Linked DNA regions of Homo sapiens: regions 1, 2 and 3 are each linked to region 4. The links are chromatin loops, found by intact Hi-C in ENCODE. Cell type or tissue: mammary epithelial cell. All regions are shown on one strand.

Region 1 (8,000 bases), 190 kb after region 4:
TGAGGCAGGAGAATGGCTTGAACCCAGGAGGTGGAGGTTGCATTGAGCCAAGATCACACCACTGCACTCCAGCCTGGGCGACAGAGTGAAACTCCATCTAAAAAAATTTAAAAAAAATTAAAAAAATAAAATAAAATTCCATTTCCATGCTTTTAATTTCTTATTGAAATTAGAAAGATACTCTTAAATGTGTTCCTCTTACATACCAGATATTTTAAAATAGTTGAATGAGAACATTTTTCTCAGGATATTTGAGGCTGTAAACATTCAATTATCACCAGTGAGCTTCAATGCCAGGCTAGATGCTCTCTAGTACCCACTCTAAGTCTGAATTTCTCCATACAAACAAATCAGAAAGATTTTAAAATATTATAAGATCTTTTACAGTGTGTCCAAAACAACGATTTCGTGAAGCAGAAATTGTCTTGTATGGTTAGTGCCTGATTGATTTTCCCAGTGTTCTCCCCAAACTACAGTCATTAGGACCCCAGCAGGACCTTGGGAAATGACTAAGATTCCAAATGCTCCTTATACCATGCACAGCCAGGGCCTCTTTCTCTGATTCAGACAGCAATGGACTGGTCCATTCACAAGACCTAATGAAGACTTGGCCATTTGCTAATTACCCTTGGCAAGTGTATTCTGGTGGCAAAATGGGGGTATTTTTAAATTTAATTTGTCAGATCGAATGTTATGGAGAGAATGTTTGATTGCACAAATTCCATAAATATTGGCTCTCCAAATTAAATTTGCAATCAAATCGATGCCTGCTTCAAAAGCATCATTTGGAAAAGATTTTACTTATAAATCTTGTACAATATCAGGTGGTAAAGTTGGGTGATGAGAATAAGCTCATAGAATATAGGAGTAATTGGATAATGCTGTGGATCCAATACCAAAGCAGGGAAGTGAGTTGCATCTTCACTTCCTTCCTCACACATCACTGAAAGAGCAACCTAATCCGTATGTGCAAACTCAACTCCCGAGAACCCTGAAAACACACGGCATCCAAGAAAATATCATCAGGTTCTTGTATTTAATGCGTGCACACTCTATACTTTCCCCATGGAAGAGTTCTTCAGGCCTTCTTCAAAGACCATTTCCTCTTAATTTTAGACTCACTCTAACAATTTAAATATCAGGTGTTGGAAGCAGCAATTTAGAAAAGAGGCAGTCTGACTGCTCCAGGTAAGCACTGGGACAGCAACAAGAAGTAAAAACTGACAGTCTGACATCAAGGAAGGAGATGGAAAGCTACATTTACAAAGCAAGGGGAGGAGGGCTGACATAGGAACTCAAAATAAATAACAGACTGGGCCATTTAATGTAGAGACAAACAGCTTCACTATCCCTGACAGCATCTCCATAATACTGAACAATATTGTAACTGATGTAAAAGAAAAGCTAAGCTGTGCTCAACAGATTTTGCAGCAAAAAATACTACAAAGTTCAATATAACAGATGGAATCCTAGAGGGTCAGAGTTAGGAGATCCGTAAGAGAGTCTTTGGTGTAATACTTTTATTTTAGAAACAAGGATGCTGAATCTACAGGGATGGAGTAGAAACAGGAGCCCAGCATAACTGGTCCAGTGCTTCTTCCGTGTAAACATCCTGACAACTGAAGCAGCTGAGGGGAAAGAAGAGATAGTACATCACATGGAATCATTTATTGTGCCATTGCTTTTGACATCTCTGTTTTTGCTTCTTTGCATTGATTTCACTCCCTTCCAAATGAGAAGAAACCTGCTCTCTTTATTCACAAAAGAGTGAACTATTGTTCCCTGGTTTGTGATGAGAGAACTTCAGGGTTGGCCCTTAACAAAATTAGGACTGAAGGTAAAGTTGACTTTGAGTTCCCTCCTACATCCTCTTACATCCCACCCCTGGTATGTTTCCTCCAAGCTGTCCTATGTCTGACCTCCAACTCGTTGCCCCACCCACTGGCCCACACCCAGAATTCCTAGCACAAAATAGGGAACTCTCCCAACTCCCAGAAGTTTGGTATGTTCTTAATCTCTTTCTAATATATTCTCTAATTATGTCAGAGAATGAGGCAATATTCCAGTGCATTTCTGATACAAGTGAGCACATGTATTACCTTGGGAACTGGTTAAAATGCAGCATCCTGATTCCTATCTCCTGAAATTAGGATTCAATCGATGATTCTGGTGGAAGTGGGCCCTGAACCCACTTTGGAAAACACATGGCTCTGCTTAGCTGGCCAGCGTCATCTCCTCCTAATACCTCAGTGCACACTCCCCTCCACCCAAATACTTCATACTGTCTCTCTCTGCCATGTCTTTGCCTCATGTTCCACCTTCTTCATCCAATTAATCCCTACATATGCCTCAAAACCCTCTAAGTACATGTCTCACATCTCTCCTCTCATTGTTATACATTTTTACACTGTCAAGCTTACACAGCCTACAGTGGGCACTGATGGCCTCTCTCCCCTTAAGGGCAGGGGCATATGCCATTTGTCTTTTTTATACCCAGTGCTTCACACCCTGCCATGCACATGGTAGGACTCTAAAAGTGTTTGTTAAATTACTTTTTGTGCATGTGCTAGATTTCCTTGTTAATAATTAGTAATTTATTTATATTTGCATCTTTTATCTACCCCCTAGATATAGTACAGCATTTTCACAGATTGCTCAAAGTATCACTCTCAAATGAGGAGCACCTTCTATAATATGTAAAAACTGAAAGAGAAGAAGTTTGTGCATAATATAACCCTGGTGCCATCTAGGGTGGGGGTCGTGATGAATTGGGCCCATGTTCACACAGGATATCTGACACCTAAGGAGCATGATAGAGACACACACAAGTGGAATTTTTTCTAAATAAAGATCAGTTTCCAACAGTTTAGTAGAATTAGTTCTGATTGCCTTGCTAGTCATTCAAGTTTGCATTTTTCAGAAGTGAGGTTGGAAGAGGTAAGAGTTGGCTCTGAATCGATTCATATACATAAAACTTTGTGTATTTGTTCTGAGATCCTAGAAAGTCTCAGTATGTTCCACCCAAGATTGTTGGCCACAGGATGTCAGCTCATCTCCTGAAGTCCACCATCTGTGTATGTCTGTCCCTTGCAGGCGTCTGCTATGCAGAGTTTGGAGTTCGAGTCCCCAAGACCACAGGATCTGCCTACACCTACAGCTATGTCACTGTTGGGGAATTTGTGGCATTTTTCATTGGCTGGAACCTGATCCTGGAGTACCTGATTGGCACTGCGGCCGGAGCCAGTGCTCTGAGCAGCATGTTTGACTCACTAGCCAACCACACCATCAGCCGCTGGATGGCGGACAGCGTGGGAACCCTCAATGGCCTGGGTGAGACTGCCACATCCTCCTACCCTCAACATGCAAACTTACCAAGCCACATAAATGAGTTCTCCTTTCAGAAAGCAATTTGGCAAAATGTATCAAAAGCCTTAAATATATCTCTCTTTTTCTTTTGCAAAGTAATTCTTTCTCTATGAATCTATCCATCCTTAAAAAATAATTCTAATGTCCATGGAAGCATTATACAAAAAGATGCTCACCACAGCCTTATTTACAATAACAAAAAGTTAGAGACAGCCTAAATATTCTACAGTGGGGCAAGTGACTAAGTAAATTGCAGACAAATACTATGTAGCTAGCAATTAAAAGGATGATTAGGGAAACTTGTAATAACATGGATTATGTTTTAATGTAATGTCATACGTCAAAGGCTACAAACCATACAGGCACATGTCAATAACTATATAAAAATAAAACCAATGCAGGAAAAAAAGAACTGTCAGCAATTTCTCCAGTGGTTTCATCAGATTTTTTTTCCAAATTTCAATGAAAAAAAATTTAATGAATAAAATGGGTTCCAGCCTAGAAGAGGTCAGGGAGGGGTAATATAACAGTGAATGCTAAACCATCAGAAGCTCGTGTAACAAATACCATGAGACCTCAGGCTCCATCCATCATTTGCCATCCACTCCTTTTTTTTTTTTTTTTTTTTTTTTTTGAGACAGAGTCTTGCTCTGTTGCCCAGGCTAGAGTGCAATGGCATGATCTGGGCTCACTGCAACCTCCACCTCCCTGGTTCAAGCAATTCTCCTGCCTCAGCCTCCTGAGTAGCTGGGATTACTACTCAGCTACCACACTCAGCTAATTTTTGTATTTTCAGTAGAGATGGGGTTTCACAATGTTGGCCAGGCTGGTCTCAAACTCCTGACCTTGTGATCCACCCACCTTGGCCTCCCAAAGTGCTGGAATTACAAGCATGAGCCACTGTGCCCGGCCACTCTCCATCTTGATGCCTGATAAACTCACATTCTAGAAAAGCTAAACAATAGTTGAGGAAGCTCTGGAATCTTGCCTCAGAACTTCCAAGGAATGATTCTGTGGCTGTGTCAAGTCATCTAACTTCGATATTCCTATATCAAAAGAACTGACAAAAATGCTGAGCACCCAAGTACCATGACAAGATAAAAATATAAAGAACAAACCTGTTCTGTGTACTGATTGCATAGAATTTTAGGTCTAAAAGAGTCCTCCAAAATCAGGCCATTCATGTCCTTCACTTTACAAATGAGGTCCAGAAAGATGAGGCAACTTGCCCAAGGCCACACATCTGGCTATGGGCAAAAGTACAGCTGAAATTCAAGATCCCTGCAGCTGAGGCAGTGCCTTTTCCACTCTATAGAGGGCAGGAGTCCACTGGCCGTTGGGCAAAACCAAGCAGGCAGGGCGTGTTCACTGGTTATTTTTTTCTCTACAACCACATATACACAAAAGGACAGAAAACCCCTCTTACCATCATTTTCAAAGACACACATTCTTAAAATTGTTGATAAAGAAAAGGTTTGGGAATGGGATGGAAATTTTACAGACTGTAAAATTAAAAATAATGAAGCTAAAAACAATTTTCAAACATGTTAGACCTAAATATACATCCCAAATATCCCAGGATGGTTCCCACTTCAAATGTTCTGTGCCATGGTTTCATAGGCGCTGTTGTAATTGTCACACCACATAGCCCAATTTTTGGTCCAGGATACCAGATCATCTTACCTATCTACCAAATCCTGCTCATTTGCAAATAGATACTGGTATCTGCTTGTGGACTATAGCATAGGCATGTGTAGGTGCACACACACACACACAGAGTTCCTTTTAAAGACTTACTGCCCTTCTTTTTTTTTTTTTTTTTTTTTTTTTTTTTTTGAGACAGAGTCTCACTCTGTCCCCCAGGCTGGAGTGCAGTGGCGTGATCTCGGCTCACTGCAAGCTCCACCTCCCAGGTTCACGCCATTCTCCTGCCTCAGCCTTGTGAGTAGCTGGGACTACAGGCGCCCGCCACCACACCCGGCTAATTTTTTTGTATTTTTAGTAGAGACAGGGTTTCACCGTATTAGCCAGGATGGTCTCAATCTCCTGACCTCGTGATCTGCCTGCCTCGGCCTCCCAGTTTACTGCCCTTCTTAAAGCTGAGTACGGATGCAGTGGGGTAGGACCAGGAGTTTGCATGGCCCTTTCTTCCCTCCAGACAATGTCAAATCATGTCTTTCCTCTCTAGGGAAAGGTGAAGAATCATACCCAGACCTTCTGGCTCTGTTGATCGCGGTCATCGTGACCATCATTGTTGCTCTGGGGGTGAAGAATTCCATAGGCTTCAACAATGTTCTCAATGTGCTGAACCTGGCAGTATGGGTGTTCATCATGATCGCAGGCCTCTTCTTCATCAATGGGAAATACTGGGCGGAGGGCCAGTTCTTGCCCCACGGCTGGTCAGGGGTAAGTTTGTTCCAAACACCTGGTGTGCCTGTCACACACTCTGCCTTCTACCCTGTGACCAACCTAAGACATATTTTCAAGAAAATGCTGTTCTGTTCCATAATTACCACAGCACCCTCTTTATCACCTTTTGATCTTAATTTAGTTGGAATATCCTGAAGAAGTGGTTCTTGTGTGTTGTTTTTTTTTCCACAGGCATTTGTTAAGATCTTATTTTATACAAATAATAATAATAGATTCAATGTTTTGGCAACCTGCAATTGCCTAAAATTGTGCTAAGTGTCTTTGCACGTACTATCTCATTTAATCATCCTGATAATCTTGTGAGGAAGATATTTACATTCTGCTCTTAAAGATGAAAAAAACTCCCATTCAGAGAGTTCAAATGGCTTACTGTTAAACACACAATGTAAGTGGCAGAACCCAGTCAGCCACGACTGCCTGGCTCCAAAGTCTGTGCAAGAACAGCTCAGTTCTATAGAATTATGTCTACAATCTACTAAGAGAGATCAAGAAGAACATAAATACACAAGGCAATAAAGGAGGCCAGGGAAAGGGGACAGTAGGGAAGGGATGAGTTTTGCCTGGGTATGACACTAGGAAAATAACAGTTTTTAATTCCAATGTCAGCATTTGACTCTAGGAGGAGAGTCCTACTGAGGTCAGAGGACAGCTGAGCTGGCCTAATGGAGGGCTGTGCTATAAATCCCATTCCAAAGGCATAGTTCATAACAGGCAGGTTTACCTGGTGTGGTCTAGGGGTTAGCAAGAGCATGGGCTGGACCAAAAGGATGTTTTCAGATCTCATTCCATGATCTGGCTAGTGCGGTTTATGCTAGAGAAAAATAGGAAGGTCAGAGAGGCAAATTCTTTATACTGACAAGTGGCTGTGAGTTGCACCTGGTTTCTTTCTCTAGGATGACTAAAAATACTTATGTTGTGGATTTATTGGTGAAATTCACTAGCCCACCTCTTTTTCATGGTAGAACATAAATCAGAGAATTTTGAGCTGTCAGGGACCTTAGAGGTTACCTGGTCCTATCCGTTCATTTAACAGATGAACAACCTAAGGTCGAGAGAGGCAAGTCTGCCTAGAACTGATGACAGAAAGCAAGTCCAGGATTCCACCCACTTTGCTTTTGCAGCTTTTGCTTAGGCTGGTTTTTCTCCAACATGTCCAGGGATCAGAAATGTTTCTTGGAGAACACTCAAAATCACTTGTTTATTCCGAACCACGCCATGCCGTTCAATGCAGAGAAATAAGCAAGGAAGCAATTTAAGCCAAGATTCCTAGTCTTCTCCTTATCTATAAGAATTCCACAGAACTACAAAGTTCATCCCTCCTCTTTGAAATGAATAAATACTGAAACTGCTTAAACCCAAAAGAAGAGACAAAGAAACACTGTTGGCCCCATTCTGGATCCCCAGATCTATATTATCTTATGATACAAACTGTTCCTTTCCTATCATATAAGAGAAACAACAAATTACAAGACTGAAAAGAAGGAATGTTTTCCTGGAACTCAGTTGCATTTTCTTTTTTCTTTCTTTCTTTCTTTTTTTTTTTTTTTTTTTTTTTGGACAAAATAAAGCAATTAAATTGTTTTGTAGCTGGAGGCAAGGGGGGTCCCCAAGCAGTAAACTCCCCCGCGCGTGGGCTGAGAGCTAGGGCTGAGCTTCAGGTGGGTCTCCTGTTCCCTGTGCTCCCCTGCACAGCAGCCTCCCTCCCGGGCTCTGGGGGAGCCACAGTAGAGGCAGGCTGGGAGGGACTGCCGCAGCTCTTCACTTGGGCAGGACGTCAGAGGACTCGGATACCAGCTTCCCATCGCGGGTCTCAATCTTCTGCACAACCATGGCCCTGGCGGAGCCGGTGCGGCTGAATGAGCTGGAGCCCGCGACAGAGCCAAAGCTGGAGCTTAGGCCATAGCTGAGGCCAGGGCTTGTGAGGCCCCCATAGGCGGAACTCAGACCACCTGCATAGCCGCTGGTGGTCTTCCTATGGATACTCGTGTTCTGCATCCCAGACTCCAGCCGGGCTCTCCTCGCCCTCCAGCAGCTTCCTGTAGGTGGCGATCTCCATGTCCAGGGCCAGTTTGACGTTCATCAGCTCCTGGTACTCACGCAGCTGCTGCGCCATGTCCTGCTTGGCCCGCTGCAGGGCGGCCTCCAGCTCCGACCGCTTGGCGCTGGCATCCTTAACGGCCAGCTCCCCACGCTGCTCGGTATCT
Region 2 (8,000 bases), 77 kb after region 4:
CCAAATTCTACCAGAGGTAGAAAGAGGAGCTGGTATCATTCCTTCTGAAACTATTCCAAACAATAGAAAAAGGGGGACTCCTCCCTAACTCATTTTATGAGGCCAGCATCATCCTGATACCAAAACCTGGCAGAGACAAAACAAAAAAAGAAAATTTCAGGCCAATATCTCTGATTAACATCGATGCAAAAATCCTCAATAAAATACTGGCAAACCGAATCCAGCAGCACATTAAAAAGCTTATCCACCATGATCAAGTCGGCTTCACCCCGGGATCCAAGGGGCTCCATTTTCAACATATGCAAATCAGTAAACGTAATCCATCACATAAACAGAACCAAAGACAAAAGCCACACGATTATCTCAATAGATGCAGAAAAGCCTTTGATAAAATTCAACACCCCTTCATGCTAAAAACACTCAATAAAGTAGGTATTGATGGAATGTATCTCAAAATAATAAGAGCTATTTATGACAAACCCATAGCCAATATCATACTGAATGGGCAAAAGCTGGAAGCATTCCCTTTGAAAACTGGCACAAGACAAGGATGCCCTCTCTCACCACTCCTATTCAACATAGTGTTGGAAGTTCTGGCCAAGACAATCAGGCAAGAGAAAGAAATAAAGGGTATTCAAATAAAAAGAGAGGAAGTCAAATTGTCTCTATTTGCAGATAACATGATTGTATATTTAGAAAACCCCACTGTCTCAGCCCAAAAACTCTTTAGGCTGATAAGCAACTTCAGCAAATTCTCAGGATACAAAATCAACGTGCAAAAATTACAAGAATTTCTATACACCAATAACAGACAAACAGAGAGCGAAATCATGAATGAACTCCCATTCACAATTGCTGCAAAGAGAATAAAATACCTAGGAATACAACTTACAAGGGTGGTGAAGGACCTCTTCGAGGAGAACTACAAACCATTGTTCAAGGAAATAAGAGAAGACACAAATGGAAAAACATTCCATTTGAAGAATCAATATCATGAAAATGGTCATACTGCCCAAAGTAATTTATAGATTCAATGCTATTCCCATCATTGGGAATCCCATCAAGCTACCATTGACTTTCTTCACAGAATTAGAAAAAACTACTTTAAATTTCATATGGAACCAAAAAAGAGCCCGTATAGCCAAGACAATCCTAAGCAAAAAGAACAAAGCTGGAGGCATCGTGTTACCTGGCCTCTAACTATACTACAAGGCTACAGTAACCAAAACAGCATGGTACTGGTACCAAGACAGATATATAGACCAATGGAACAGAACAGAGGCCTCAGAAATAACACCACACATCTGCAACCATCAGAACTTTGACAAATCTGACAAAAACAAGCAATGGGTAAGGATTCCCTATTTAATAAACAGTGTTGGGAAAACTTGCTAGTCATATGTAGAAAACTGAAACTGGACCCCTTTCTTTTTTTTTTTTTTTTTTTTTGAGACGAAGTCTTGCTCTATTGCCCAGGCTGGAGTGCAGTGGCGCGATCTCGGCTCACTGCAAGCTCCGCCTCCTGGGTTCATGCCATTCTTCTGCCTCAGCCTCTTGAGTAGCTGGGACTACAGGTGCCTGCCACCACACCTGGCTAATTTTTTTTTTTTTTTTTTGTATTTTTAGTAGAGACGGGGATTCACTGTGTTAGTCAGGATGGTCTCGATCTCCTGGCCTCGTGATCCACCCGCCTCGGCCTCCCAAAGTGCTGGGATTACAGGCGTGAGCCACCACGCCCGGCCACCTTTCTTACACCTTACACAAAAATTAACTCAAGATGGATTAAAGACTTAAACGTAAGACATAAAACCATAAAAACCCTAGAAGAAAACCTGGGTAATGCCATTCAGGACATAGGCATGCCATGCGCAAAGACTTCATGACTGAAACTCCAAAAGCAATTGCAACAAAAGCCAAAATTGACAAATGGGATCTAATTAAACTAAAGAGCTTCTGCATAGCAAAAGAAACTGCCATCAGTGTGAATAGGCAACCTACAGAATGAGAAAAAATTTTGCAATCTATCCATCTGATAAAGGGTTAATATCTAGAATCTACAAGGAACTTAAACAAATTTACAAGAAAAAAACAACCCCATCAAAAAGTGGGAAAAGGATATGAACAGACACTTCTCAAAAGAAGACATTTATACAGCCAACAAACATATGAAAAAAAGTTCATCATCACTGGTCATTAGAGAAATGCAAATCAAAACCACAATGAGATACCATGTCACACCAGTTAGAATGGTGATCATTAAAAAGTCAGGAAACAATAGATGCTGGAGAGGAAGTGAAGAAATAGGAACGCTTTTACACTGTTGGTGGGAGTGTAAATTCGTTCACCCATTGTGGAAGACAGTGTGACAATTCCTCAAGGATCTAGAACCAGAAATGCCATTCGACCCAGCAATCCCATTACTGGGTATATAACCAAAGGATTATAAATAACTGTAGTATAAAGACACATGCACACATATGTTTATTGCAGCACTATTCACAATAGCAAAGACTTGGAACCAACCCAAATGCCCATCAATGATAGACTGGATAAAGAAAATGTGGCACATATTCACCATGGAATACTATGCAGCCATAAAAAATGAGTTCATGTCCTTTGCAGGAACATGGATGAAGCTGGAAACCATTATTGTCAGCAAACTAACATAGGAACAGAAAATCAAACACCGCATGTTCTCACTCGTAAGTGGGAATTGAATAATGAGAACACATGGACACAGGGAGGGGAACATCACACACCAGGGTCTGTCAGGGGGTTGGGGGCAAGGGGAGGGATAGCATTAGGAGAAGTACCTAACGTAGAAGACGGATTGATGGGTGCAGCAAACCACCATGGCACATGTATAGCTATGTAACAAACCTGCACGTTTTGCACATACATCCCAGAACTTAAAGTATAACAAAAACAAAATCAAACAAAAAAAAGTAAGGTTAGGGAGGCATGACAGTAACTACATTCTGATAATAAACATGTCTTTTTTATTAAAATAAAAAATAAAAAAATAGAGTATTACATAGTAAGAGCTAAATAAGTTAATTCTCACCGACACATTATATACTGGACTTATCGGTCAAAGAAATTCTCAATCCTTCAGAACTAGCTATAATGATACTCTAATAATATGCAGATGTGGCAAGGTTAATTACTTCTCTTGGGAAATACTTGCATTTTAATAATGGCCTTGCATGCTGTTTTAACCTAAATGCTTAACTCTGATAGTGGGAATGTCAGACACGGTAAGGGGTTAATCTACTTGACTGCTTGCCTCCCTGCACCTGTGGCCCTCTAAGCTTTTCAATTTGGACCATTTAACCTTGATGCGTGGATTCAGCCCTGGGACAGGGCCTGGCACTATTTCTCTCTCACACTAGAAAGGATTACGTAACCCCAGCACAGTCACTTGGTGACTCAGTCCCAACACAACTTCAAAAATAGTTTCATGCAGTCTTTTCCTGTGCTTCTTATAGGTTCCAATGGCTGAGTCCTCATCTTTGTTCCTGAACCTGTGCCAGTTTCTTCTAAAGCCTGCCTTGCTTTCCCACTTATCCCCACCTCCTAGAGTTCAGAGACGTCCTGCTGACCCTCAGCCTGCAATTTCTTATTTTACAAGCTTCTTATATAAATTAAACAATGTCACAGTCCTCCCACCTGCTGGAACACTCACCCTTTGCCTCCCACAGAACCTCCCTGATACCCACGGTCCACCCATCTGGACCACCACCTGTTGACAACTGACGGTACCTCCTATGTCCCTACTGATGTCTTGGGCTCAGTGAATCACATTCTGTTGGTCCTGGCACCAACCACACTCTAGTTCAGTAGCAGAAAGGAGAGAGGCATTTTGTAGAGTTGTTAAATCACTGGTACCAAAGCCAGGCCTGGATGATATCCCATAAATAGTTCCTCCAGGCATCAAAGCATAAGACATTTCTTCAGTCACTGGAGTCATCACAGCTGCCCCTCATAAAGTGTCAACACTATCATGCCAGTGGCAGGGAACAGAGGCAACTCTAAACAACAGAAGCAGGGGTCCATATCTGTGGGGTTCTGACTCCCTCAAGGCTTTGTGGTGATGATACTAAGGATCTCTAAACATGTTTTCGTGTTTTCAAAAATTCCTGAAATGCTTTCTATTGTCCTAGAATTGGTGGCCAGTTATCTTTACTTTCTAACAGTGCCATCTATGGTTGCACCATGCACTGCCCAAGAACATACTAAGAGCTAACAAAACATCCCTACTACTCCCAAGCATCACACCAGCCCAGTTTACACAAGAAGGCTGGAAGTTGGGAAAGCACATGTGATGTGTCCCATTGCAGGGAGTTCTGTGTTCATGGTGAGAGGCTTTTCCTCTGTTTACCAGCAGGGAGGACAGGCACTTTCTTCTCACATGTAATATTTGGTGTAACATTAGCTGCTGTAATCGGTGAATCCAAAATTCCATTATGGCTCAAACACAATAGTTTCTTTCTCACATAACAGTTCAAAGCAGGTGTTGTAGTTCCACCAAGGGCTTTCCTCTGTACGTGATTCAGGGATTCTGAGTTTTTCCATCATATTGTTTTGCCATCATTTCCTGGGTCCTCATGATCTGCAACCAGCCGTTGGAAGTGGCAAGAGCGCCTGAAGTGAGCACATCTGCCTCCTAAATGCTTTGACCTGGATATGCACCACATCACTTCTGCTCACAACCCATTGGTGAGAACCAGTCATGTGGGCACACCTGGAGGCAAAGGGGCTGGGAATTGTAGGCCCTGATTGGAAAGCTCTTTCTGAGAGACATGGGGAAGAGAGGGAAGCACAAATCCTAGTGGATATCTACCTACAACTGCCACATTACCTAGTAATATCAAGTGAAGGAGAGAAGGCTTCACGGGCATCACTTGTAGAGATTGAAGGTCCCTGCAAGAAGTGGAGGCTATCACTCCACCTCTGGATGGATGCTTACAGAGCCACACAATCTCAATCTTGTTCTGGAATCGCAGAGAGTGGTAACAGAATTGTTAGGATACCTAAACATATGTCCACTGATGGGGCAGAAGAGATGCTTCTGAACCCAGAGACTAGTGCTTGCTTTTTGTCTGGATATTTCTAAAAAAGAGTTAGCAGAGTGAGAAATATCAATAATATACCATATCATGTAAGAAAATGATGAGACTGGGACAGCCTCATCCCAGTCCACCATGACTCTCAGAAGGTATGGAACATACCTCAATGATTTTTATAGCATCATGAAAAGGAACATAGAAGCTGTAGCAGGAGAGAGGAGATGTAAGGTTGTCAGGGCAGCTATGAGCCAAGTGAGGTAATACCCTATTGGGAGAGGAGGGTAGGAACCTGGACTGCTAGCCAGGCTGAAAAAGAGATCCAATTGTCTCTCTCTGAGGGGATCTCAGTACCAAGGGTGGTCGTGGGCCGGGAAACAGACAGAATTTGACACCACCCTCAAGGAAACCTTGAAGACTACCTATGCAAAACTACCCCATCAACTACCCCATCTGTTTGGGCCACCAGCATCTAACAGAACCAGATCAGAACAGAGCTTGGTCAGAGATATCTCCCTACCACACATATGTGGCCAGTTATGTAAGATGACCCCTGCCTGCACCATCTCTCCTTCTTGACTCCTAGCACCCCAGAGGATGAGTACCTAAAAGAGGAGGAGAGATAGGGGTGTGTGCATCTTCATCCTCCTCTGCTTCCAACATTTAAAGGTCACTGCTCAGGTCTGTGCTGCAAGGACAGGGTCGGGGGATGAGTTTTAAATAGACTTAGAAATTGAAAGTTTTAAATAGACTTAGAAATTGAACTGGACTCATAATTAAACAAAGGTGACAAGAAAGTTATGAAATCAGCTGAATATGGTGTTAAGAAACAGGAAATAGGGGACTTATCGGAGCATAGCTTATAGTGGTAATTGGGAAAATAAAACTGTTATACTCCACTGAGTTTTATCTTCTCAATACATTCATTGTTAAACCTATTCCTGAGCCATTACCTGCATGTATTTTCCTGATTAAGAGCTAACTTTCTAATTTCAGGAGTGGGGTTAAATGCAGGCTGTTTTTTCTTTAAAGTGTGGGCATTAATTTAGGGAAGATGGTCTGGTAACCACAGGTAAAACCCAACCAAGCTTTAATTTTGCCTTCCAATCTCCCTTGTCTCAAAAGGGCCCCAAAAGAAGATGGGGCTCCCAGCCAACAGAAGAATAAAGTTTCTTCTCATTCCAAGCAGGATTTCACGCTCACAGATGGTGAAGAGGAAATGGAGTGGTTCCAACTGTGACTTCCTAAGAAAACTAGGTCTTCTTCCTCCCATTAGGGGAAAAGACAGCACTGGCATAGGTTTCAGAAGGTGCACCACAACAGCATGGACTAATGCGTTGCATTACCTTAGGCTATCCTGGAGACAGTGGTTATAGCCCTGAATCTTAACAAGAAGGCAAGGCCTCATATTCACTGATTTATGATCTATTTGGCAGATACTGAACATCACAGCATGTCAGGCATTCTCTGCTTCACTGTTGGGATACATCAGTGAACAAACAGAAAATTCCTACCCTAGTAGAGCTCACATTGTGGCGGGGGAGAGAAAGAATCAACAATGAAAATGTCATATATGTTTTTAATGAAGTGAGTGAGCAGGCTGTGCAGTTATCTTGGGGACGAGCATTCCAGACAGAGGCTCTGAGGCAGGAGCTTGCCTGGATTTTTTGAGGAACAATGAGGACGCCAGGGTGACTGGAGCAGATTTTGAGTGGAGGGATATGCAGCAGGAGATGTGGTCAGAGAGGTAAGTTGGGGTGATCTTGAGGACTCTGGCTTGTGCTCTGAGTGAAACTGAGAGCCATCAGAGGGTTCTGTGCAAAGGAGTAACATGATCTGAATTACATCCCCAGAAAGGATCTGGGGTCAGGTCTGGTGGCTTATGCCTGTAATCCCAGCATTTTGGGAGGCCAAGGTGGGCAGATCACCTGAGGTCAGGAGTTCAAGACTAGCCTGGACAACATGGTGAAACCCCATCTCTACTAAAAATACAAAAGTTAGCCAGGTTTGTGGTGCACACCCATAATCCCAACTACTCGGAAGGCTGAGGCAGGAGAATCACTTGAACCTGGGAGGCGGAGTTTGCAGTGAGCCAAGATCATGCCACTACACTCCACCCTGGGCAACAGAGCAAGACTCTGTCTCAAAAGAAAAAAAAAATAAAGTTAAAAAATTAAAATTTAAAAATAAATTAAAAATTAAAAGGACCTGGCTGGGTGTGGTGGCTCACATCTGTAATCCCAGCACTTTGGGAGGCCAAGGCATGTGGATCACTTGAGGCCAGGAGTTGGAGATCATTCTGGGTAACATGACAAAATCCCATCTCTACAAAATAATACAAAAAATAAAAAAATAAAAAATAAACTGGCCAGGCATAGTGGCGCTTGCCCATAGTCCCAGCTACTCAAGAGGCTGAGGTGGGAGGATCACCTGATCCCAGGATGTCAAAGCTGCAGTGAGCCGTGATCGCAACACTGCACTCCAGCCTAGATGACAGAGTGAGACTCTGTCTGAGAATAAAAAAAATCATTCTCAGTACTTGAAAAACTGGAAGAGAAACTCTAGGGAAGGCAAGGGTGAATGTGTAGAAACTCAGTGGGTGGCTACAGAAATGATTCAGCTAAGAGATTATGGAAACTTGGGCTGGAATAGTGAGAAATTGCCAGATATGCATTTTTTTAATGTAGAGCTGGTGCAGTTTTCTTTTCTTTTTTCTTTTTTATTATTTATTTATTTATTTATTTTATTTTTTTTTTGAGACGGAGTCTCGCTCTGTAGCCCAGGCTGGAGTGCAGTGGTGCGATCTCAGCTCACTGCAAGCTCTGCCTCCCAGGTTCACGCCATTCTCCCGCCTCAGCCTCCTGAGTAGCTGGGACTACAGACGCCCACCACCACACCTGGAAAATTTTGTTTTTGTATTTTTAGTAGAGACGG
Region 3 (8,000 bases), 59 kb before region 4:
TTGTCTCGCAGTTCTGGAGGCAGGAATTCTGAAATCAAGCTGATAGAAGAGCTATGTCCCCTTCGAAGCTCTACAGGCAATTCTCCCTTGCCCTCGTCCAGCTTCTGGTAGCCCCAAGAGTTCCTTGGCTTGTGGCAGCATAATTTCAATCTCTGCCTCCATCTTCACATGGTCATCTTCCCTCTGTGTCTGTGTCTCTTCTCTTCTTACAAAGACATCAGTTTTATTTAATTAAAGATCCACCCTACTCCAGTATGTTAACTAATGATATCTGCATCCATCCTATTTCCAAATACAATCACATTTACAGGAACCAGGGGTTAGGACTTTAACATATCTTTTGGGATAATCCAATTCAACCCATAGTAATCATTACCATTGTCAAATTAGCACTTGTTGGAATGGACATTTCCATGTAGGGTAAAATGTGTTCACTTCATTCTTGTCATAGCCCTGGATAGAGCTGCCTCAGAGCTTGCCTGTACTCATTTCAGTCAAAAACTGATTTAGATGCTGGGCTTATAGAAGTTTCAGATCTTCTGGATAGAAAAAAAAAGAGGGATTTTAATTTGTGAAGAAACTGCAAAGGCAATACATTAATGCTGCTCTGTTGTTTTTATTAAGGAAGCTATAGAGAAAGTTAGAGTTCATCAGTAGGGCAGTTTCATTAGAACCATTTTTTTCTGACTAGCAATTTCTCAGTATTCTGGGTTTACACATCTAATTCCTCCAGAAGTTTCCCAGGGGGAGAAAAGACAACAAAACTTGAATAAAATTATGACTGTTGCACTTCATGAATATATTATTCTAGTACCAGGACTCTCCAGGACAATTTGTCCTCACAGTTTATTCAGAAGAGGGTAGGATAAGAAAAATGCACACATATTTGTATATGTATATAAATGTTATGTATACATGTATCTATATATAAATAAATACATATACACATAGATATGCAAAGGGTGAGTCCTTATCGTAGCTCCCCAGAACTAAATGTATCATTTGTCATTGATAATATAAGCATAGGTAGAAAATGCTTCCAGTAAATTCCAAGGGAAATGAGTAATTAAGAGAAATACTTTGATGGTGATTTGAAATCCCCATTTTAAAATGTATTTCAAGCTCTTGCCAATTGATTCAAGTATAGGTCATTTCCCCCATTTGCTCTCCATGTCACAAACATCTTTAAATATTGATTATTTCTTTGGCTACTACTAAAATCATGTCATACTACCATATTGAAAAAATTATGGAGATTTTTTTTATTACCCTAATTTGTGAGCTTTGGGCTGTTTATAATTTTTCTATGAGTCATTTTGAAATCCAGGATGCTGCTCAGGAACTCAAATAACAGTGATTTTGTATGCTATTATTCAGCTCCTTCCATACAGAGAACAGACTCTAACGTGCATCTAATGGAGTTAATATAATAAGTGCACTTTTCATGTGAGCAATTCCCCAGTGGGTTGCTGCTTTCTCTTTGAACATGAATCACAGATTACAAAATCTATAAGTAACAAAGCAAAATTTCTTATGCATCTAAAGGAGGAAAGATACCTTGTCACATCTTATTTTATATTCGAAATGCCTTTTCAGTGAAGGTAAGATATTTGTTTCCTAAATTTTTGACTAGTAGAAGGTGCCTCGGTACTTTCTTGGGGTCAAAAATAAGATAAGTGAACTAAAATGGATAACAAAGTGTCCCAAACTGGTAATGATAATGTGAACCAATTTTGAGTTATCATCCAAATGATGTTTTCAAAAGAACACAGAGGAGTTCTCGTCAGAGCATTTTATGTTGATTTTTTTTCTTTTGCATTAATGGTTTGCTCATTCCTGAATCTTGCTTGTTTAAATTGAACAAGCCGCAGTGACAGGCAAGAATGACTCTATTCTCTCTCGTCTTCTAAAAATGGCTTCAGGCAAAATATCATTTTTTCCTCCTGTTTTCCTGATGAAATCAGATAGTCGGATGGCATCTGTTCAGGAAAGAGGGCAGCAGCACGAGGTCTCTGGTGAAACCTAGCCACTCTGATTTGAATCTACATTCACCAGGTATCTTGTAGGGCTCCAGGCAAATGCTACCAGGCTTTGCCCCACTCTCTCCTACTCATCACTTGACCACCATGCCACTTTCACCAAGTTTGAAGTCCCTGGAACACCATTTGTTGATTCATTAACCAACATTTATTACACAACTGCTATGTGTCAGACACTGCTCTAGGTGATGGGGGCCCAAACATACTGTCCCTACCCTCAAGGACAATACTGATTATCTCTTAATCCCCAGGAGCCCCTAGAACACTCGGGCATTAGGCCCCTAACATCCCAGCAAGCCCATTCTGGGTCCCATAGAATTAAAGAATCTGAAGCTAATGCATATTTACTCAGATTTCTATCCCCCGATTTGGATTTGTGGGTTCAAGGGAAAGATTCCAAAGAGGGGTGGGAGTGGAAACTGACATTTCTCTGTACTTCCTGTACATAGTCTGCAGTTGGCCTTATCTGTGGGCACTGTAACTTCTAGGGATGGCTAGTGCCATTTTGAGCCTGAGTTGTTTATTTTGCTCTATAAACTTAAATCTCAGCTGTGTCATCAACAACTAGAGAGAGGAGTAAGGACTCTGACTTCTATTTCTTTGGAATCTGCATATTGTATTATACACCAGTAGGTTCTATAAACATGCTCTTGAGAGGCATATGAATGCATGCTACTGATTTGTCATCAAACTTGTCCTCAGTGTGAATGCACAGATTGGTGTCAGCAGCAACAACTCAGAAGGGAGCTCTCTCTTTTCTTCCTAAATGGCTCTAATAAACACCATCCTGTCAAACCCCAGACTTCTCTTTCACACACTCAGCATATCCTGCTCATGTGTGTGGGAGCTGTAATCACTTCTGGGGTAATTCAAAAATCCTGAATCAACCAAACACTAAACACAGTGATAGGTGCACAGTGCAAACTTAAAAGATATTTGGAGTTGAAACCAAATGTTCTATGAGAAATCTCAGGGGGTCCTTCTGAAATTCGGTCCCTGTGAGCATGACTTGCCTGAGGCCCCCTCTAAAACACGTTCCATCTCTGCTTTCCTCCCTCTTCCTCCCCACATTTCCCTGGAGGGTACAGGCATGCTTGGGTTGGTGCCCAATCCTGAATGACTCAGGGAGTTTACTTTCCTGGTAACATTCCCCAGCTGCCATTTAGAAATAAAAGAAAACAAATACATGGGGCCAGGAGGCCAGGAGCCAGCCAAGAGGTGGTCCTGCATACTGGTTACAGGCTCAGACTCTAGGGTCAGGTAAATCTGGATTCAAATTCAGGCTCTCTCACTTGCCAGTTTTGCACTTGATGGAAATTATGGAATTTCCTTAATGCTCATTTCCTGATCCATGACTAATGATAGTGCCTCTCTTGTGGTTTACTGTGAGGATTAAATAATGGCATTAATGGGAAGTCTTTAGCAGAGAGTCTAAGAGAGAGCACAAGCTCAAACTAAATGTTGCCCAAAAGCATTTTTCTGAGATGCTCTTTTCCTATGCTTCCTGGGGTCTATCCTGGTCTTTATGCCTCTTTGTGGCTGCTAGAATCCCTCTTCTTGAGGATTTCCTCTGCTTGGCTGCCTCTGCCACTTCTCTTTCTCACCCATTGCATCACATCAAAGATGCAGACTCTGATATATACCCTAGCCTAAAGCTCTACTTCCCAGGAATGGGGGCTCCCAACCAATAGTCTCCCTGACCCCAGATCACTCTCCATCAAGCTCCTCCTAGCTTGTTCAAGGCATCTTGTAGCCCGAAACAGTTGACACAATAAAGAATAATTTTGCTTGGTTACAATTTATAAGTGTGTCTTGATTTTATAGGTATCACATGCTATAACCATAAGCTTTATGTTTGTTCTTATTTGAATAATAGCATGATAAAAATAACTCAAGTGAATGCTGCAATAGTTTCTTTTAAAAGTTCTGTGTGTTTTGTAAGTTGAAAAAGATGGGTTTAAAGGATTAAAGTTACAGCATTTCAAAGCTTTTTTATGAAATGTATAACATGCTAATGTTTACTGTGTAGTACATATGTAAATGCCTTACTTGATTGTACATGTTTTGAGCAGAAATGGAATTGTATTTATATATCTCTATAGTGCCTACTACTGAGTTTTGCCTGTCACATGTTCTCAATATATATCCTAATCATGCAGCAAATGGTTACTGAGTATCCGCCTTGTGGGAAGCAATCTACAAGGCTTTGTAAGGAACACAAAGATGAGAATGACACAGGTCTGTCCTGGAAAGACAAGTGATAGGTAACCAGCCAGCTACCATAAGGGGAGGGTGGTTGGTGTGGTCGGAGATAAAAATTAAATGCTGGAGGTTCAGAAAGGGAATATGTGCTTCTGGTTAAAAGACCTCCCTTAAACCTCATGGAAGAGGAGGCATTTGAGCTGAGATTTGAAGGAGATGTAAGATCTGGACATGCCAAGATGGAGCAGGAAGGCTTTGTAGACAGATGTGACAACTTGATCAAAGACCAGAATGCACACAATACAAATAGAATATGGGCAGGAATCTGATTGGTGGTAAGTATGCTAAGTAGGAGAACAAGCCAAGAAAGCAGATTGGACCAAATCCTAAGGAGCTTGGCTGCAGGCTGTGAGGAGTTGTTCATGGAAAGTTTTTGATTAAGTGAGCAACATAGACAAATTATTCTGGTACTTCCCATTTTCAAAGAGTAAAGAACAAATATCCTAATGAAATGTAATCCAGAATCACAAAGTTTTGAAGGATGTGATAAAATTGGAAGAGTAGAGGATTTTCTGGAATCTATTGCAAAGGCCAGAGTGGGAATTTCTCAGGAGCTTCATGGCACTTAGAGCTGAAACCATATGTTAGACCCTTATCTATCCTCATCAGTATGATGTTTGCTGCTTACATCTGTCAAGTCAGGCAACTTATGAGGCACTCAGAGCCTCACAATCCACACTCACTGATGGAACAAGTAGATATTTCTCAAAGATGAGTAAGATTCTGTTTAGTTCTTTCCTTCAAAGAGACTTCTGAATAATAGGAAGAAGACAATCACTCTGATAATATTGTTCCTTGAAAGCCTGTTCCCAAGGCAAATGACCCATGAGAATGGAGCCTGCTGAGTGAGGGGGAAGAAATTGGATGTAGAGATACCATTTAGGAGGCCAATTCAGCCCTCTATGAGAGGCATAGTAAGGAACTTAATGTGAGGGCCACAGGGTGGGGAGAGGGGGTGGAAAGAAGGGAAGATGGGAGTTTAAAGTGTAGACTTAAAACAAACAGGGCTTGTCACATCATTGGATATTAGATGGGGTAGAAAGAGAAGTTCAACATGACCCTCGCATCTTGTGTGTTTAAAGAGATGATGGGGCCATTGCTCCATCAGTAAGAGCATGTTGGGGAATAGGGGGAGTTGATGAGCCTGGAATATTTTGAGTATCACTGTGACTAGATTATAGGTATCTTCATTCAGTGGTTTGCCCAAGGGAAAGGATTGTGTGATGTTCATGTGAGTAGTCCCAGCACCCAGCACAAAGCCTGATACTGAGAAATTTCTCAATAGATATCAAAGAACTGAACTGTTGACTTGAATGGCCCAGCACACAGATATGCCAGTCTGGTGCTAGGGAGAGGAGTGGATCTGCTGAGAGGTGAATGTTGAGGAGAAAGAGCATAGAGCAAAGAGGCAGAGGACAGCACCTTATACTGAGGTAGCCACACGGAATATGGGGAAAGGAAGAAAAACCCATGAAGGAAACTGAGATGGAACTTTAGAAAGGAGAAAAGAACTGAGAAAAATGCAGGGTCCCTGAAACATTGAGAAGAAAAAACTTCAAGAACAGGAGTTAGAGAATACTTTTTAAACAGGAGACTAAAACCACTAGCTGTTAAGGAAAATATGGAACAATTTAATTAATGTTAACATTTTCTGTCCTTCAAAAGTAACCATTAAGATAGTGAAAAGGCAAGCCACAGATTGGAGAAGATATTGACAACACAGGTAACTGACACTGAACATAATGGAGACTATATGAACAACTACTACAAATAAATAAGAAAATGAAAGGCAGTACAAAGGATAAACAGGCAAGAGACTTGAAAAGGTACTTTATAAATAAAGAATATCCAAATGTCCAAAATGTGTGAAAGGATATCAACTAACAATCATTGGAAAGCAAATTTAAAATATTATACAACTACCTTTATGGCCAAAATTAATAAGACTGATTATGCCAAGTTTTGGTGAGGATTTAGAACTATAGAAACTGATATACTGCTGGTGGGAGTGTAAATGAAGACAAACACAACACTCTGGAGAACTGTGTGGCACTGTTTACTAAAGTACTGGATAATGCAATCTATTCCTCAGTAATTCCACTCTTAGGCATATCTCCAGAAGAAATGTGTGCCCACACATCAAAAGACATACACAAGAATGTTTAGAGCAACACTATTCATCCTACCTCCATCTGGAAACAACGCAAATGGCCATCAACAGTAGGATGGATAAATAAATTGTGGTATATTGTGTGAAACACTATAAGAGCAATAAAAATAACTAAACTGCATCTAAATGCAGGAAAACAAATAAATCTCACAAATATAATGTTGGCTGAAAGAAGCCAGATCCAAAATATTATTATAACCAAACAGAATATACTGTTTGGGGCCAGGCACAGTGGCTCATACCTGTAATCCCAGCACTTTGGGAGGCCGAGGCAGGTGGATCACCTGAGCTCAGGAGTTCGAGACCCTCCTGGCCAACAAGGCGAAACCGTGTCTCTACTAAAAATACAAAAAATTAGCCAGGCATGGTGGCGGGCACCTGTAATCCCAGCTACTTGGGAGGCCAAGGCAGGAGAATCACTTGAACTCGGGAGGTGGAGGTTGCTGTGAGCCGAGATCATGCCACTGCACTCCAGCCTGGGTGACAGAGTGAGATTCTGTCTCAAGAAAAAAAAGAATATACTGTTTGGTTCCAATTGATAGACAAAACTAAGTATTTAGGGGTGCACACTAGTGGCAAAAGAGTAAGAAAAGGCAAGCAAGTAAGTGATGTAGAAACAAGGGTAGTGGTTGCCTTGAGGAGGGCAGGATGGGAACTGGAAGGGTCGCAGCTGGGAGACTGGCATTGTTTAATTTCTTGTCCTGGGAAGTGATTACATGGATAACAATCCATCAAGCTGTGTATTCATGTAGCTTGCACATTTGTATACATATTTTATTTTAGAGGAAAAAAAATTTTTAAAGAACAGGATGGTAAAAAAAATTACAGCTATTTCAGTGTGGGGTTTACGTGGATAATAGCAGAGGACAGACTCTTGGCTTTATGGGTTACTTTTAATTTTCCAAAGAAGAGTTTCAGTAAGACAGGACAGAAGCTACATTTTAAGGGGTTAGGGAAGAAATTGGTTTTAAGGAAATGGAGGTCAATAGTAAAGACATGCAAAGGTTTTTTTGACAAAATGAAGGAGAAAGAAGAGGAGGCAACTTGATTGGGTAGAAAGTTTCCACTTTATTTTTAAGGCTATAAGTGTCTTCAATATAAAGACAATCTGGAGAGGTGAAAAATTCAAATGATAGCAAAGATAATTGATGGATAAGGTAAATGACATGTGGCAGTATTGGCTGTCATTGAGGGGTTACTTCCTAAGTGGTAAACATAAAGGAAGAGCTCTCAAGGATGGAAAAAAGGGGGGTCAAAGAGGAAAACTGGGGTTCAGAGGTCCCCCTTCTGCTCAGTGACACAGAAGGTAAGAGGTGCTAAAGCAGCCTTGAGGACCTGAGAAAGGTATACATGCCCTACGTAGACCCCAGGGTCTGTAGGTGGCATCTCAGGTCTAGCTGAAGTTGGTAGGAAGAACTTGGGTGGATTTGATCAGCAAGGCTTTTGAGGTTCTCTAGCAAGTACAACAGATTGGAAAGAATAATGATGAACTGGACAGTGTCATTTATCATGGTCCATACATTGATGGT
Region 4 (8,000 bases):
TCTTTTTATACATTGAACAATGAGCCAATTGAATAAAATCAGAAATCCTTCAAAGAAACAACAGCAATTAAGATAAATGGAAGTAACAACCACAGAAGTTGTGGCACCACCCTAAAGTATTATACCAGGACAACACTCCATTGGGCACTTCAAATATTTAGTGACAGGGACCATGTTAACTCCTATCACGTTTGCACTGTACTTACTTTGGCACACACTGCCAGCCTCCTACATATTCCCATTCCTATTTAAATCACATTTCCAACATACTTCTTTATATTAGACATTCCGCTCCTGATCCACTGAAAGGCCACCTTTTAAGTGTGGGGCTTCAGCTGACCAGAGGGCTCCAGATGTGGCCTAACTAAAGCAGAGGGCAGTAGCAGGATTCATACTTCTTGTGGTCTAAATATTGCATTTGTTTTCTGAACAAACTGTTCATTAAAACAGTTGTTTATTGGCTGGGCGCAATGGCTCATGCCTGTAATCCCAGCACTTTGGGATGCTGAGGTGGGCGGATCACGAGGTCAGGAGATCAAAACCATCCTGGCTAACATGGTGAAACCCCATCTCTACTAAAAAAAAAAAATACAAAAAATTAGCTGGGCGTGGTGGCAGGCGCCTGTAGTCCCAGCTACTCAGGAGGCTGAGGCAAGAGAATGGCGTGAACTGGGAGGCAGAGCTTGCAGTGAGCTGAGATCGTGCCACTGCACTCCAGCCTGGGTGACAGAGCGAGACTCCGTGTCAAAACAAAACAAAATAGTTGTTTATTAAAACATATATATATATATATATATATATATATATATATATATATTTGAGACGGAGTCTCTGTCACCCAGGCTGGAGTGCAGTGGCACAATCTCAGCTCACTGCAACCTCCGCCTCCTGGTTTCAAGCAATTTTCCTGCCTCAGCCTCCTGAGTAGCTGGGATTACAGGTGTGCACTACCACACCTGGCTAATTTTTGTAATTTTAGTAGAGACAGGGTTTCACCATGTTGTTCAGACTGGTCTTGATCTCCTGACCTTGTGATCCACCCACCTCGGCCTCCCACAGTGCTGGGATTACAGGTGTGAGCCATCACACCCGGCCTATTAAAACATATTTTGTAAAATGCTTGGTGTAAACTGTCTATACTGCATTGAGAAAAATCTTAAAGAACAGGAGTTTCCATGGCTGGGATAAATTTGAAAAAGATATTTTTCTATCTGACAAGTTATGGCCAGAGAGAAAGGGTATAAGTGAAATGCCTTACCACTCTTAAAAATCAAGAATAACCAAAAATGGATGAAGAAATAGAAAGAACTATGGTGAAGGAATTTGAATGCAGCGTGGTATCATGAGTGAGATATGGGCAGAGATGAGCAGAAGCCAACTCAAGGCCACAAAGAGATGGAGTCCCAGAGCACCTCCTTTTCATAATATCCAGTGCGTGTGTTGGGAGTAGGAAACATGGCCTATAAGGGTAACACGATAAATATTCCCAAGTGTATTAGTCAGGGTACTCCAGACAAACAGAACCACTAAGAGACAGATAATTAGATGACAGAGACAGAGAGAGATGAGAGGGACTCATTATGCAAATTGGCTCGCACGGTTATGGAGGCCAAGAGGTCCCATGATCTGCCATCTGCAAGCTGGAGAACCAGAAAAGCTGGTGATATGATTTAGCCCAAGTCTGAAGGCCTGAGAACCAAGAGCGCTGATGCCTGAGGACAGGAGAAAACGAAGGTCCCACCTCAAACAGAGGAAATGAATTCACTCTTCCTCTGCCTTTTTATTCTGTTCAGGCCTTCAAACTATTGAATGGCACCCACTCACATTGGTGAGGGCAGAGCTTCTTTACTTAGTCCACTGATTCGAATGCTAATCTTTTCTGGAAACATCCTCAGAGATACACCCAGAAATATTGTTTTACCTGCCACCTGGACATCCCTTAAGCCAGTCAAGTAGACATATAAAATTAATCTCCACATTGACAAAATCAGCTGAAGCATTTATAAACATCATCTTCATTGACAGTTGCCAAATACCATTATGGTTTTGATGATTTTCACATGAAACATTTGATCCTAACCGATCCAGTTGTTAGTATTATTCACAAATTATTTCTGGCTTTCATTTTCTAGACATTGAACTTCACTTCCTCCTTGGAAGCTAGATTTGGCCATGTGATTAGCTACAGTTAATGTTTGTAAGTGGAAGCCTTAAAAGTTGATGTGCAATTTGCTACACTCCCTTCCCACTGCCAAATGTTGGTGAAAACGTGTCAAGATGATGCCTCTGCCAGCTTGAGTCTTCATACCCTTCTTCTGACTTGCTTTGGACATGTAGTATCATGGAGAACTAGGATTTCAAACTGGATCATTTTGAGGGTAAAAGGGACAACAGGCACAATTTGACAATGTATGTTCATCCTAGTGAAACTTGTAATGTTAAGCCACTGAGACCTGGGGGTTGTTTTTTTACCGCAGCGTAACCTAGCCTATCTTGATTGATATATAAATGCATGTATAGAAATGCTCAATAACTCATTCATAGAAGTGCAACAAATGACTCATGTTGCACTATAACTGTGTGAGGTTGGTAAGAAAATGGATTCTAACATCTAGGCCTAAGGTGAGTCAGCTACATGGACACTGACAAGTGAGTAACCTGCTGGGATCAAGAGCTCTTGGCTTCCAAGTGAAGGCTCTTTTTCAGATCTTTCCAAGGAAATGTTACCAAGGAGCTACATTCAGGACAAAAGCTGCTGACATGAGAAAAGGGTTAGTATAGCCCAGAAAGACTAGCCTCGGTCTTGTCTGTATGACCGTATATGCTTAAGAGTATGGCACCAAGTTTTTACCGTGGAGGAGCCTGAGCCAACCTACAGAATGTTTGATTTGACCAGCAGAGTATTGTAGACAAAACATGAATTTGCAGCCCTTTCAGTTGAGGAAGCACTCTCAGCTTTGCCACTGCCCTTTGTTTCTTTCTGTCATTTGATCCTGCTCTTTTCCACTTCTTCACCTCAGTTGTATTACCTGCCTGGCTTTTGAAGACATTTGAGTTTGGACCTCTGCAGGGAACCATTGTACCTGAGATGGAAAGCACAGCAGCCCGCATGGACAGAAACAGGGCACTTCACCTCTGCAGTGTTCCTTCCATAACCCCAGTCTAATCATAAGCAAAATAATCAGACAAACCCAGATTAGGAGACATCCTACAGGATACCTGGACAGCATTCCTAAAGCCTGTCAGGGTCACAAAAAACAAGGAAAGACTGAAGACTGTCATAGGCCAGAAGCAAATGGAGAGACATGGCAACTAAATGCAATGTAGTGTCCTGGATCAGATACTAGAATAGTAAGTAACAGGTCATCAATAGGAACACTGGTGAAGTCTGAAGAATGTCTGGAATTTAGATAACAGTTACGTACCAATAATGGGCTCTTAGTTTTGACAAATGTACCATGGTAATGTAAGACATTAACAATGGGAGAAACTGGGTGAGGGGTATACAGGAATTCTCTTTGCTTATATGTGTGACTTTTCTGTAAATCTAAAATTATTCCAACATAAAAAATTTAAAAATCCTTCTTTGTATAGCGATGAAAATGGAATGAGCCCATCCAGAACCCATTTCTTCCCTTCTCTCCACATTCCAGATACTTGAGATGCAGTAATTCTTTGCTCACATGTCTCCAGACCTACACAGGACTCTTCTACATCTCCATCTTCCACATGGAGACTATGCTACCATTATAAATCTGTCTAGGCCCCTGTGGTCCCCAAAAGGAGGCTGTTTACAAGCTCGTGTGGACAGGGCTTGGATAGGGAAGCCAGTGTGCCTATGTGCAGGAGGCTCCTTGTGGGGTCGGATGAAGCCAGGGGATGGGAAAAGAGGGTGAGTGGGCTGCCAGTGGGGATCCCTAGCTGTCCCAGGTCATCACATTCTGGGGAGAACTCTGAGAAGTCCAAGAAGGCTGCAGCTGAGCTTGGCCTCTCAGATCTTTACACATATTTATGAAAAGTAGGAGGACGGAACATATTAATTCATCAGTCTCTTAGCTTGATGTAAAACTTTTAGGTATCCAGACATATGGTGCGTGGGCCTCCACTGGTATCTGAGTGGGAAGACACATGGGCCAGGTGCTGTGAATCTCTCTCCGCACCTGCTAGAAGTGGTGCTCAGGGCTGTTGCCCTTCACCTTGCTTTGCAGTGTATATTTCTTAGTAGAGGTTGCAGAAGCCCAATCAAACAAGCAGAATATGGCACAGCAGCCTCAGGACAGAATTCACCCTCCCTCTACCCCACGTCGCATCCCAGGGCAGGAAATATTACCCAAGTGGGGATAAAGGATATCACGGCTTTTTGTACAAAAGGTCCACATGTCAAAATACATGTGGTTGGCTTTAAACACAAGGAGAAAGACACAAAAGGATCCTGGTTGAAGTCTTATGGGAAAAATGACCAGGACCAATGCTGAAGTTTTATCAAGGAGCAGGCATATCTTTGCTCTGCAGGAACTGGGGAAATGTGTATATGTGTGTGTTGAAGGGATGGGGACCAATCCACTCCAAGGTCAGATCTGCTCTGAAAGCCAGGCCACTGTGCCCCACGTTTTCAGAATAAGGCATCAGATCCCACCCAGGGAACAGCATCTGGGGTCACCGTGTGGCCTTCACCTTCACCTGCCTCCTCTAGACTCAGAACATGTTAGAGAGCTCCACAGTGGACACCTTTATATAAACATAAAATACAAAAATACAGAAAGCATATATTTATAAACAATAAATAAATAGGTAAACATAATAAAATTTAAATAAATACGCATAAATAGAATACACATTTTATAAAAAGGAAGCCTGCAGAAGACACACGGCTTTCCTAACACACATAACGCCCAGGCCGGCCAGGCCGGCCAGGCACTTCCAGCTGCCTCCGGCACACCGCCACTAGGGGGAGCGGGGTCCCTGCACTTCCTGTGGTGGTGGTGGTTATTCTCCAAGACATTTTAAAGGCCCCACTTCATCCTCTTTTTTATTTTTCCCACTCTCCTGCCCACAGAGCCCAGAACAAGGGGGAAATGGAAACAATGAGAGAAGACATATTTTCTCCTAACAGTAGGTTCTCACTCAAGTCTCGCCCACCCCGGGGAATTCTGACTCAGTTGGTCTAACTAGGGTATAGTCTGGGCATCAGGAGTTTTGAAGTTCCTTGCATTGTTCTGCTGCTCTAACACCCCCACACCTGGGAAGACGTTTTCTGTTTTAGGCCAACGTTTCCCAAACTGCCATGCCACTGAGACTTCATTCAGGAGAAAGACATCCTTGGGCATCCTTTCAGCAGCACTGGGCAAATCCATGCTATAAGTGTAGACACAATAATGGTGAACTTATACTTCATGCAGTGTCAATAGACACATAATACTCTCCCCCATTGCTTGCTATTAGCACCATATTTGGCACAGATAAAAATCAATATAAAAATAGCTTACTGCGAGGGCTAGAACTTAAATACCTAAACTATTTCACTATTTTAAAAAACACAACCTAAGGCAATAATTTGTTTCAAGACTTTAAAGTGCTAAGTAAATATTTTAAATTGTAAAATTATGATACGTATTCTTGATAATTACTAGGCTTTTCATTTGCACAGAGGTCCTTTGCATATGAATCTGAAGGCACCAAGTGTTTTTTTTTTTTTTTTCCAGAAAATATGTAAGGAATCTTGAAGGGTAGACTCAACTCCTTGGAATGCTCTTCACTGATCACTTGTCCTGAGGCCAAAGCAGGCAAAGCCCCAGGGGCAGCTCTAGAATGTCTGTGAGAGACTTAGTCCTAATGCTGACAGCCTGGTGGCACAGACTGCCTGCTAGGCCCATGTCTCCTGCCCCCACTGAACTGTACTTTCCCTCTTTGTTAAAAGGAAGAGAAGCAATCCAGAAAAGAATTTGAAAAAGGAAATGAACTGGAATGTCACTGGTAATAGTCTCTGCCTCTACATGGGGAACAAAGAGAGTTCATCTGATAGGTAAAAAAACAAGGGATGGGTCTGGGCAAGATGGTTCATGCCTGTAATCCGAGCACGTTGGGAGACCAAGGTGGGAAGATCACTTGAGCTCAGGAGTTGGAAACAAGCCTGGGCAACATAGCAAACCTCGTCTCTAAAAATAAAAAACTTAGCTGGGCATAGTGGTGCACTGCACACGTGTGGTCCCTGTCAGGCCTCTGAGTCCAAGCCAAGCCATCACATCCCCTGTGACTTACATGTATATGCCCAGATGGCCTGAAGTAACTGAAGAATCACAAAAGAAGTGAATATGCCCTGCCCCACCTTAACTGATGACATTCCACCACAAAAGAAGTGTAAATGGCTGGTCCTTGCCTTAACTGATGATATTCCACCACAAAAGAAGTGAAAATGGCGGGTCCTTGCCTTATGTGATGACATTACCTTGTGAAAGTCCTTTTCCTGGCTCATCCTGGCTCAAAAATCACCCCCACTGAGCACCTTGCGACCCCCACTCCTGCCCGCCAAAGAACAAATCCCCTTTGACTGTAATTTTCCTTTACCTGCCCAAATCTTATAAAACGGCCCCACCCCTATCTCCCTTCGCTGACTCTCTTTTCGGACTCAGCCTGCCTGCACCCAGATGATTGAAAGCTTTATTGCTCACACAAAGCCTGTTTCGTGGTCTCTTCACACGGACACGCATGAAATTTGGTGCCGTGACTCAGATCGGGGGGCCTCCCTTGAGAGATCAATCCCCTGTCCTCCTGCTCTTTGCTCCATGAGAAAGATTCACCTATGACCTCAGGTCCGCAGACCGACCAGCCCAAGAAACATCTCACCAATTTCAAATCTGGTAAGCAGCCTCTTTTTACTCTCTTCTCCAACCTCCCTCACTATCCCTCAACCTCTTTCTCCTTTCAATCTTGGTGCCACACTTCAATCTCTCCCTTCTCTTAATTTCAATTCCTTTCATTTTCTGGTAGAGACAAAGGAGACACATTTTATCCTTGGACCCAAAACTCCGGCGCCGGTCATGGACTAGGGAAGGCAGCCTTCTCTTGGTGTTTAATCATTGCAGGGATGCCTCTCTAGTTATTCACTCAGGTTTCAGAGGTGTCAGACCACACAGGGATGCCTGCCTTGGTCTTTCACTCTTAGCGGCAAGTCCTGCTTTTCTGGGGGAGGGGCAAGTACCCCAACCCCTTCTCTCCATGTCTCTACCCCTTCTCTGCCTTTCTGGGGGGCAAGAAACCCCTGACCCCTTCTCCTTCACTCTTAGTGGCAAGTCCTGCTTTTCTAGGGGAGGGGGAAGTACCCCAACCCCTTCTCTGTGTCTCTACCCCTTCTCCTCCTTTCTGGGGGGCAAGAAACCCCCAACCCCTTCTCCTTCACCCTTAGTGGCAAGTTCTGCTTTTCTGGGAGAGTGGCAAGTACCCCAACCTCATATCTCTGCACCCCAATCCCTTATTTCCATGCCCCGACTACTTATATCTCTGCACCCTGATCCCTTATTTCCATGCCCCAACCTCTTATATCTCTGCACCCCTATCCTTTATTTCCATGCCCTGACCTCGTATCTCTGTGCCCTGACCCCTTTCCTGCTTTTCTGGAGGGTAAGAACCCCCGAATCCCTTCCCTCCATGTCTCTACTCTCCCTTCTCTCTGGACTTGCTTCCTTCACTATGGGCAACCTTCCACCTTCCATTCCTCCTTCTTCTCCCTTAGCCTGTGTTCTCAAAAACTTAAAAGCTCTTCAACTCACACCTGACCTAAAACCTAAATGCCTTATTTTCTTCTGCAATGCCACTTGACCCCAATACAAACTCGACAGTAGTTCCAAATAGCCAGAAAACGGCACTTTCAATTTTTCCATCCTGCAAGATCTAAATAATTCTTGTCATAAAATAGGCAAACGGTCTGAGGTGCCTGACGACCAGACATTCTTTTACACATTGGTCCCTTCCTAGTCTCTGTGCCCGTGCAACTCGTCCCAAAT

What was found. Hi-C counts contacts between places; a loop is a spot of excess contacts. Peaks named below come from ENCODE experiments on the same cell type or tissue, not always from the same donor. Only the 100,000 strongest peaks of a DNase experiment are listed, where the experiment ranks them.
Region 1: it touches region 4 in a loop (3-fold over the local background); 3 of 110 quality-filtered maps call a loop at or near these places.
Region 2: it touches region 4 in a loop (5-fold over the local background); 2 of 110 quality-filtered maps call a loop at or near these places.
Region 3: a loop joins it to region 4, with 2.4 times the contacts of the local background. A loop is called at or near these places in 6 of 110 quality-filtered maps.

The regions. Positions count from the first base shown.
Region 1 is chr3:170,496,439-170,504,438 of GRCh38, reverse strand. It overlaps SLC7A14 (solute carrier family 7 member 14), which reads left to right. Exons shown (of 8, transcript NM_020949.3): 3 at 3,094-3,330; 4 at 5,555-5,772. All of the region lies in intron 2 of SLC7A14-AS1 (SLC7A14 antisense RNA 1), which reads right to left. It also overlaps the pseudogene KRT8P13. Among named protein-coding and RNA genes, the nearest start is that of SLC7A14-AS1, 33 kb to the right of the region's middle. In mammary epithelial cell, a CTCF peak has its summit at 4,686; no DNase peak of the experiment used is centred here.
Region 2 is chr3:170,610,247-170,618,246 of GRCh38, reverse strand. All of the region lies in intron 2 of SLC7A14-AS1 (SLC7A14 antisense RNA 1), which reads right to left. Among named protein-coding and RNA genes, the nearest start is that of SLC7A14, 28 kb to the right of the region's middle. In mammary epithelial cell, no CTCF peak of the experiment used is centred here; a DNase peak (open chromatin) is centred at 3,446; H3K27ac peaks cover 292 bases.
Region 3 is chr3:170,746,928-170,754,927 of GRCh38, reverse strand. SLC7A14-AS1 (SLC7A14 antisense RNA 1) reads right to left here. Exons shown (of 6, transcript NR_135556.1): 6 at 1-539. Among named protein-coding and RNA genes, the nearest start is that of RPL22L1, 120 kb to the left of the region's middle. In mammary epithelial cell, no CTCF peak of the experiment used is centred here; a DNase peak (open chromatin) is centred at 3,337; H3K27ac peaks cover 2,490 bases.
Region 4 is chr3:170,687,516-170,695,515 of GRCh38, reverse strand. All of the region lies in intron 2 of SLC7A14-AS1 (SLC7A14 antisense RNA 1), which reads right to left. Among named protein-coding and RNA genes, the nearest start is that of SLC7A14, 110 kb to the right of the region's middle. RefSeq lists enhancers at 5,880-6,452, 6,453-7,025. In mammary epithelial cell, a CTCF peak has its summit at 4,952 (motif pointing right); DNase peaks (open chromatin) are centred at 2,605 and 6,055; H3K27ac peaks cover 1,793 bases.